2 separate regions of the Homo sapiens genome follow, and region 2 is linked to region 1. A link is an interaction called in ENCODE POLR2A ChIA-PET data of the cell type or tissue named here. Cell type or tissue: OCI-LY7. All regions are shown on one strand. Each heading gives the region's core, and the rest is flanking DNA. Links, peaks and the distances in the headings are about the cores only.

Region 1 (4,401 bases), core at 257-4,256:
GGATGTGATGGGGATAGGGGATGGTGAAAAGGAGATAGAATCAACAAATAAAAGACAAGGCCGGGCCCAGGCGCGGTGGCTCACGCCTGAAATCCCAGCACTTTGGGAGGCTGAGGCGGGTGGATCACCTGAGGTCAGGAGTTCGAGACCAGCCTGGCCAACATGGTAAAACCCCATCCCTACTAAAAATACAAAAAATTAGCTGGACGTGGTGTCACGTGTCTATAATCCCAACTACTCAGGAGGCTGAGGCTGAGGCAGTAGAATCACTTGAACCCGGGAGATGGAGGTTGCAGTGAGCTGAGATCGTGCCATTGCACTCTGGCCTGGGGGACAGAGTGAGGCTCTGTCTCAAAAAAAAAAAAAAAAAGAAAAAGAAAAAGAAAGACAAGGCTGACAGGCTGACTTATTCACAGTAGGCACAGTGCCTAAGTTCTATAATACTTTTAAGGGCCCACAAAATGTTTTCGTTTTGAATTTATTTTAAAATCAGAAGAAAAAATGAATACAATAAAAATAAGTATATAATAATGAATTCAGGCCAGGCACAGTGGCTCACGCCTGTAATCCCAGCACTTTGGGAAGCCAAGGCAGGCAGATCACCTGAGGTCGGGAGTTCGAGACCAGCCTCACCAAAATGGAGAAAACCTGTCTCTACTAAAAATACAAAATTAGCTGGGTATGGTGGCACTTGCCTGCAATCCCAGCTACTTGGGAGGCTGAGGCAGGAGAATCGCTTGAACCTGGGAGGTGGAGGTTGCGGTGAGCCAAGATCGTGCCGTTGCACTCCAGCCTGGGCAACAACAGCAAAACTCCATCTCAAAAAAAAAAAAAAATGAATTCAGCCTGGATTATAGTAGTCCTTATACTGATGTAGTTATGTAATATAATTTTTAATATTCTTTTATGGAGGAAGGGACCCACTAAGGTGAAATGGCTAAGGCCCATGAAAGCCATGATGTGGCTTTTATGAGAGATCGCAGTGGGTTAGCAGAATTGTTTGAGCCAAGGTGCTAGAGGTCATGGTCTGGAAAGATAGGAGTTGGTAATAGGAAAGTGTGATACTTAAAATAGAGATGATGGAGTGTGTGAAGCTATTGGTAGCAACAAGGTTTAGGGTGGGATCATCTTTCTCACTGGAGAGGAAGAAATCAAGGAAATGAGAAGCTGGTTTTATCAGATATCTATTGCTATATTAACAAACCATTCCAAAATTTAGTGGCTTAAAACAACCACCATTTATCTGCTTATAGCTTGGCAATATGGGCTGGGCTCTGCTGAGCAGTTCTTCTGTTTGTCTTGCCTAGGTTCACTCATGTGGCTGCAGTCATCTGGAAGCTTAACTGGGGCCAGGTAATCCAATATGACTGCACGTCTAGTGGTTGTTGGCCAGGGTACCTCAGCTCTCCTCCACGGGGCGTTTCATCTTCCAGTAGGCTAGATGGACTTCTTGACATGATGTTGGAAGCATTCTAAGAGGCAAAGCGGCAAGCTGCAAGTCTCTTGAGACCTAGACCCTAGGAACTCACACAACATCATTTCTACCCCATTCTATCAGCTAAAGCAAGTCATAAGGCCAGCCCAGATTCAAGCAAGAGGTTGAGAAATATACTCCACCTCTTGCTGGGAAAAGCAGCAAAATAATTGCAAAGCGTCTTGTAGAACAGGAGGAAGAAAAGTGGCCATCTTTGCAATCTATCACACTTGTTGGAAGAACTGTCTATGTCATATTGAATCATCAAGAATCACCAATAATTTGACAGAAGTGAGAGTGAAGAGACTGACAAGCCAGGTGCTAAAATCTTCAAAGCACAAGGGGGCACTAAGTGATACCTCTAATGGCATCAACTACCTTTATTATTTCATGAGTGAATCTCAGTACATTTTATCAGTTAAAAAGAATTTATTTTTCATGACTTCTTTGACTCAGTCACTCATCAATTCAGACTTGATCATAAGGAAGGAGCCTAAAACATGGGGAAAAAACCTACCTTCATAAAAATGTGTGGCACTAATAAATATTATCTGGGAGCTGTATCCTCAGTGGCTCTGGTATCTAATGGTAATATATGACTACTCAATATTTGTTGAATGAATTTATAATGACAAAAAAAGTAAACAACCTAAGCAGCCAATAACTAGGGCTAAGTAAAGTAAATATAGTATATCTATTTAATGGAATATCACATAGCCATAAAAAATGCTTTTGAGAACTATCAATATATGACATGGAGTAAAAAAAAGCAGGATACAATACTGTAGGTACATTATGATTATACCTCTGTAAAAATATCTGAATGGAAAAAAGGAATCAAAACAACAATAATTGTGGTTTTCTCAAGCTAGTAGGATTGTGGGTGGTTTTTTTCCTTTCCTTTTCTTTGAGATGGAGTCTTGCTCTTGTTGCCCAGGCTAGAGTGCAGTGGCATGATCTAGGCTCACCGCAACCTCTGCCTCCCAGGTGCAAGCGATTCTCCTGCCTCAGCCTCTCAAGTAGCTGGGATTAAAGGCAGGTGCCACCACGCCCGGCTAATTTTGTATTTTTAGTAGAGACAGGTTTTCTCCATGGTGGTGAGGCTGGTCTCGAACTCCTGACCTCAGGTGATCTGCCTGCCTTGGCCTCCCAAAGTGCTGGATTTACAGGCGTGAGCCACCGCGCCCAGCCAGTTTGCTTTCTTTTTTTTTTTTTTTTTGAGACGGAGTCTCGCTCTGTCACCCAGGCTGGAGTGCAGTGGTGCTATCTCGGCTCACTGCAAGCTCCGCCCCCTGGGTTCATGCCATTCTCCTGCCTCAGCCTCCCGAGTAGCTGGGACTACAGGCGCCTGCCACCACACCCAGCTAATTTTTTGTATTTTTAGTAGAGACGGGGCTTCACCGTGTTAGCCAGGATGGTCTCGATCTCCTGACCTCATGATCCTCTCACCTCAGCCTCCCAAAGTGTTGGGATTACAGGCGTGAGCCACCGCACCTGGCCTTTTTCTTTTTACTTTATTCTAAAAAAATGTTAGGCTGGGCACGGTGACTCATGCCTGTAACCCTAGCACTTTGGGAGGCCAAGGCCGGTGGACCACTTGGGGTCACTTCGAGACTAGCCGGGCCAACATGGCGAAACCCCGTCTCTACTGAAAATGCAAAAATTAACTGGGCAGGCCGAGGGCAGTGGCTCACGCCTGTGATCCCAGCACTTTGGGAGGCCAAGCGGGCAGATGACCTGAGGTCAGGAGTTGTAAACCAGCCTGGCCAACATGGCGAAACCCTGTCTCCACTACAAATACAAAAATTAGCCTGGCTTGGTGGGGGCGCGCCTGTAATCCCAGCTACTCGGGAGGCTGAGGCAGAAGAATTGCTTGAACCCGGGAGGCGGAGGTTGCAGTGAGCCAAGATGGAGCCATTGCACTTCAGCCTGGGTGACAGAGCGAGACCCTGTCTCAAAAAAAAAAAAAAAAAAAAAGAGTTAATTAAACAAACAGAATTTTAAAAAAATTTATTGAATACCTACTATGCCAGGCATTGTTTTAGACACTGGGGATGCTGTGATGAGCAAGAAAACATCCCAGACCTCTGGAGTTTGCTTTGTAGTGGGGAGATGGTCAATAAACAATAAATATTTAATATAATGTCAGATAATGATATCTGACAGAGAAAAGCACTGAAAGTCTCGAGAAAAAAAAATTAGCTGGGCGTGGTGGCGCTGTGCCTGCAATTCCAGCTATACTGGAGGCTGAGACGAGGTTGTACTGAGCTGAGGTTGCACTACTGCACTCCAGCCTGGGCGACAGAGTGATAATCTCAAGGAAAAACAAACAAACAACAACAAAAAACAAGTTATAGATGTTCATTGTTTAAAAAAAAAAAAAAAGGGGCGGGCGCGGTGGCTCACGCCTGTAATCCCAGCACTTTGGGAGGTCGAGGCGGGCGGATCACGAGGTCAGGAAATCAAGACCATCCTGGCTACCATGGTGAAACCCCGTCTTTACTAAAAATACAAAAAAAAATTAGCCGGGCGGGGTGGTGGGCGCCTGTAGTCCCAGCTACTTGGGACGTTGAGGCAGGAGAATGGCGTGAACCTGGGAGGCGGAGCTTGCAGAGAGCCGAGATAGCGCCACTGCACTCCAGCTTGGGCCACAAAGCGAGACTCCGTCTCAAAAAAAAAAAAAAAAAAAAAAAAAAAAGTGTTAATGCTGAAAAGTATTAATAAGAAAAAAAAAAAAACCTCTATAATTCGATCATCCAGAGAAAAGCACTGCCAATGTCAAAGTACGTTCTTCTTTGTTTCCGGCTTCCCCCCACCGCACTTTACATATTCTTAGCTTTTTTGGACATCTTTAGACGTCAAAAAAAAAAAAAAGTATTTTTAACAGTCACATAGTGTTGATGTGCCATAATTTATTTGCCTACAGT
Region 2 (4,401 bases), core at 302-4,301, 140 kb after region 1:
GATCCGGCCGCCTTGGCCTCCCAAAGTGCTGGGATTACAGGGGTGAGCCACTGTGCCCGGCCTTATTGGCCGTTTTTATATCTTCTTTGCAGAAATATTTATTCAAGTCCTTTACCTATTTTAAAATTGGAATGTTTGTCTTTCTGTTGTAGAATTGTAAGGATTCTTTATATATTCTGCATACTGGTTTTTATCAGATATATGACTTACAACTATTCTCTAGGTTGTCTTTTCAGTTTCATGATATCCTTTGATTGCCAAATCGAAGGTCTTAAAGATTTACCCTTTTGTATTCTTCTAAGAGTTTTACAGTTTTAGCTCTTATGTTTAGGTTGTTGTTCCATTTTGAGTAATTTTTATGTATGGTGTGAGGGATCCAACTCCATTTGTTGCACGTGAATATCTGGTTGTCCCAGCACCGTTTATGAAAAGACTGTTTATTCGCCCATTAAGAATCATGGCACCCTTAGTGAAAATCAGTTGGCCATAGATGTATGGGTTTATTTCTGAACTCATCATTCTACTCCATTGATTTATATGTGTTTCCTTATGCCAGTCCCACACTGTTTTGCTTACTGTAGCTTTGTAGTATGTTTTGAAATTGAGAAGAAGGAGTCCACCAACCTTGTTCTTTTTCAAGATTGTTTTAGCTCTTTGGGCCCTGTTGCAATTTCATGTGAATTTGAGGATCAGCTTTTCCATTTCTGCAAAAAAATCTTGAAATTGTGATAGGGAATGCATTGAATCTGTAGATTGCTTTGAATATTATCATCTTGATATCAAGTATTCTGATCCCTACACATGGGATACTTTTTCATTTATTTAGGTCGTCTTTAATCACTTTCAGCAGTATTTTGTAGTTTTTGTGTATGTCTTTCACCTCCATGGCTAAATCTAATACTAAGTATTTTATTATTTTATATGCTATTGTAATTGGTTTCTTAATTTCCTCTCAAAGTATTCATTGCAGGTGTATAGAAACCCAACTGATTTTCATGTGTTGATCTTGTACCCTGAAACTTTGCTGAATTCATTTACTTGTTCTAGTAGATTTTGTGTGTGTATAGATTCTTTGGAAATTTTTATTTTTTATTATATTTTACTTATTTATCTATTTACTTATTTGAGACAGAGTCTTGTTCTGTCACCCAGAATGGAGTACAGTGGTGTGATCATGGCTCACTACACCCTCAGCCTAGGCTCAAGCAATCTTCCCACCTCAGTCCCCCAAGCAGCTGGGACCACAGATGTACACCACCATACCTGGCTAATTTTTAAAATTTATACTGCTCAGGCTGGTCTCAAACTCCTGGGCTAGAGCAGTTCTCCTGCCTCAGCCTCCCCAAGTGCTGGGATTACAGGAGTGAGCCACCACACCCACCCTGGGATTTTTATATGCATAAAATCATGTCATCTTACAATAGAGATAGTTTTTCTTTTTCTTGCCTAATTGCTCCAGCTAGAACTTCAATACAATGTTAAGTAGCAGTGGTGAAAGTAGCATCCTTGTCTTACTGCTGATCATAAGGGGAAAACTTTAGTCTGAGTATGAAGTTAGCTGTAGGTTTTTCATAGATGCCCTTTATCATGTTGAAGGAGTTCCCTTCTATTCCTAGTGTCTTGAGAATTTTTATTATGAAAGGGTGTTGGATTTTATCAAATATTTTTTCTGTGTCAATTGAGATGATCATATGTGGAGTTTTTTCTTTTATTAATGTGGTATATTACATTGATTGATTTTCTTTTCCTTTTTTTTTTTTTTTTTTTTTTGAGAGATAGTCTTGCCCTGTTGCCCAGGCTGGAGTGCAGTGGCGTGATCTCAGCTCACGACAACCTCTGCCTCCCAGGTTCAAGCAATTCTCCTGCCTCAGCCTCCTGAATAGCTGGGATTACAGGTGCAGGCCACCACACCTGGCTTCTTTTTTATATTTTAGTAGAGACAGGGTTTCACCATTTTGGCCAGGCTGGTCTTGAACTTCTGACCTCAGGTGATCTGCCCGTCTCAGCCTCCCAAAGTGTTGGGATTACAGGCGTGAGCCACTGCGCCTGGCCTCTATTGTTTTTCTATTCTTTATTTCCTTTATCTCTGCTCTAATTGTTTCTGTGTCCTTCCTCCTGCTAGCTTCTCATTTAATTTACATTTCTCTTTTCAGTTCCTCAAGGTGTAATATTTGGTTGTTGATTGGAGATCTTTTTTTTTTTTTTTTTTTTTTTTTTTTTTGAGACAGAGTCTTACTCTGTCACCCTGGCTGAAGTGCAGAGGCATGATCTCAGTTCACTGCAACTTCCACCTCCTGGGTTCAAGTGATTCTCATGCCTCAGCCTCCCAAGTAGCTGGGATTACAGGCATGTGCCACCACGCCTGGCTAATTTTTGTATTTTTAGTAGAGATGGGGTTTTACCATGTTGACCAGGCTGGTCTCGAACTCCTGCCCTCAGGTGGATCCGCCCGCCTTGGCCTCCCAAAGTGCTGGGATTACAGGCGTGAGTCACTGCACCTGGTCAGATTGGAAATCTTTTAATAAAGTAAGTGTTTACAGCTATAATTTCTCTTGGCACATTTTTAACAGCGTCCCATAAGTTTTGAAGTGTTGTGGTTTTGTTTTTATTCATCTCAAAGTGTTTTATACCTTCTTTTATGAGTTCTTTGACTCATTGATTGTTTTAGGAACGTATTGTTTATCCAGGTGTAGTGGCTCATGCTTGTAATGGTTTACAGTGTAATCCCAGCATTTTGGGAGGCTGCGGTGGGAGGATTGCTTGAGGTCAGGAGTTTGAGATCATTTCAGGCAACAAAGCAAAACTTCACCTCTACCAAAAAATAAAAATAAAAAGTTAGCTGGCTGTGGTGGCTTGAGCCTGTAGTCCTAGCTACTCAGGAGGCTGAGGTGGGAGGATCACTTGATCCCAGGAGTTCAGGGTGCAGTGAGCTATGGTTATGCTACCACACTCCAGCCTGGGTGACAGAGCAAGACACTGTTCAAAAAAAAAAAAAAAAGAACGTGTTGTTTAATTTCTATATGCTTATGAACTTATCAGTTTTCCTTGTTACTGATTTCTAGCTTCATTGCATTGTGGTTGGTGAAGATACTTGTATGATTTAGGTATTTTTCTAATGTATTATTTTGTAGCCACACTTGCTTTATGACCTAACACATGATCTGTCCTGGAGAATGTTTCATACACTTGAAAAGAATGCACATTCTGCTATTGTTGGGTAAAGTGTTTTATATGTCTGTTAGGTCTACTTGGTTTAGTGTTGTTAAAGTCTTCTGTTTTCTTATCAAACTTCTGTCTAGATGTTCTATTTACTATTGAAGTGTCGTACTGGAGTCTCCAACTATTATTGTAGAACTGTCTATGATCAGCTCTCCATAACCATGGATTCCACATCCACAGATTCAACCAATCATGAATCAAAAATATTTGAAAAAGTTAAAATAAAAAATAATAATACAACAATTAAAAAATACAAATAAAAACAATTGTAGTATACCAACTGTTTACATAGCATTTATATTTTATTAGGTATTATAAGTAATCTAGAGATTATTTAAAGTATATAGGAGGATGTACATAGGTTATATGCAAATAGTACACCACTTCATATAAGGGATTTGAGTACTTGCAGAGTTTGTTATCCAACAGGGGTCCTGGAACCAATCCCCTGCATATACAGAAGGACAACCATATTTCTCTCCCTTCAGTTTTGTCAGTACTTGCTACATATATGTTGGGCTTCTGTTGTCTGATGCATGTATGTTTATAGCTGCTATATTTCTTCTTGATCATTTGACCCTTTTATCAATATATAATGACTTTCTTTGTCTCTTGTAACAACTTTTTTTATTTTATTTTATTTATTTATTTATTTTTTTAAGAAACAGGGTCTTGCTCTGTTGCTTGGGTAGGCATGAGTGCAATGGCAGGATCATAGCTCACTGCATCCTTGAGCTCCTGGACTCAAGCAATCCTCCCACTTCAGCCTCCAAGTAACTGGGACTGTAGGCTCATGCCATGGCGCCCAGCTAATTATTTTAAAATTATTTTGTAGAAATGGGGGTCTCACTGTGTTGCCTAGGCTGGTCTTGAACTCCTGGCGTCAAGTGATCCTCCTTCCTCAGCTTCCCAAAGTGCTGGGATTACAGGCATGAGCCACTACATTCAGCCTCTTTTAACAATTTTTTTTACTGAAAGTCTGTTTTATCTGGTGTTAGTATATCTATCTCAGCTCTCTTTTGATTACTATTTCCACGGAATATCTTTTTTCATTCTTTTCAACCTATGTTTATCTTTGGATCTAAAATGAGTCTCCTTCAGGTAAGAAAGGAGCTGTAAACAAAATTTTAAGAAGAATAAAGTAAAATAAAATGAATCTCTTATATACAGCATATAGTTGGA

What was found. Peaks named below come from ENCODE experiments on the same cell type or tissue, not always from the same donor. Only the 100,000 strongest peaks of a DNase experiment are listed, where the experiment ranks them.
Region 2: POLR2A ChIA-PET joins it to region 1 with 6 read pairs; 3 of 35 experiments call an interaction of 5 or more read pairs at or near these places.

The regions. Positions count from the first base shown.
Region 1 is chr6:43,457,131-43,461,531 of GRCh38, reverse strand. No RefSeq gene overlaps it. Among named protein-coding and RNA genes, the nearest start is that of DLK2, 3.8 kb to the right of the region's middle. In OCI-LY7, for the core only: a CTCF peak has its summit at 1,824 (motif pointing right); no DNase peak of the experiment used is centred there.
Region 2 is chr6:43,320,380-43,324,780 of GRCh38, reverse strand. No RefSeq gene overlaps it. Among named protein-coding and RNA genes, the nearest start is that of CRIP3, 14 kb to the right of the region's middle. In OCI-LY7, for the core only: no CTCF peak of the experiment used is centred there; a DNase peak (open chromatin) is centred at 2,150; H3K27ac peaks cover 665 bases.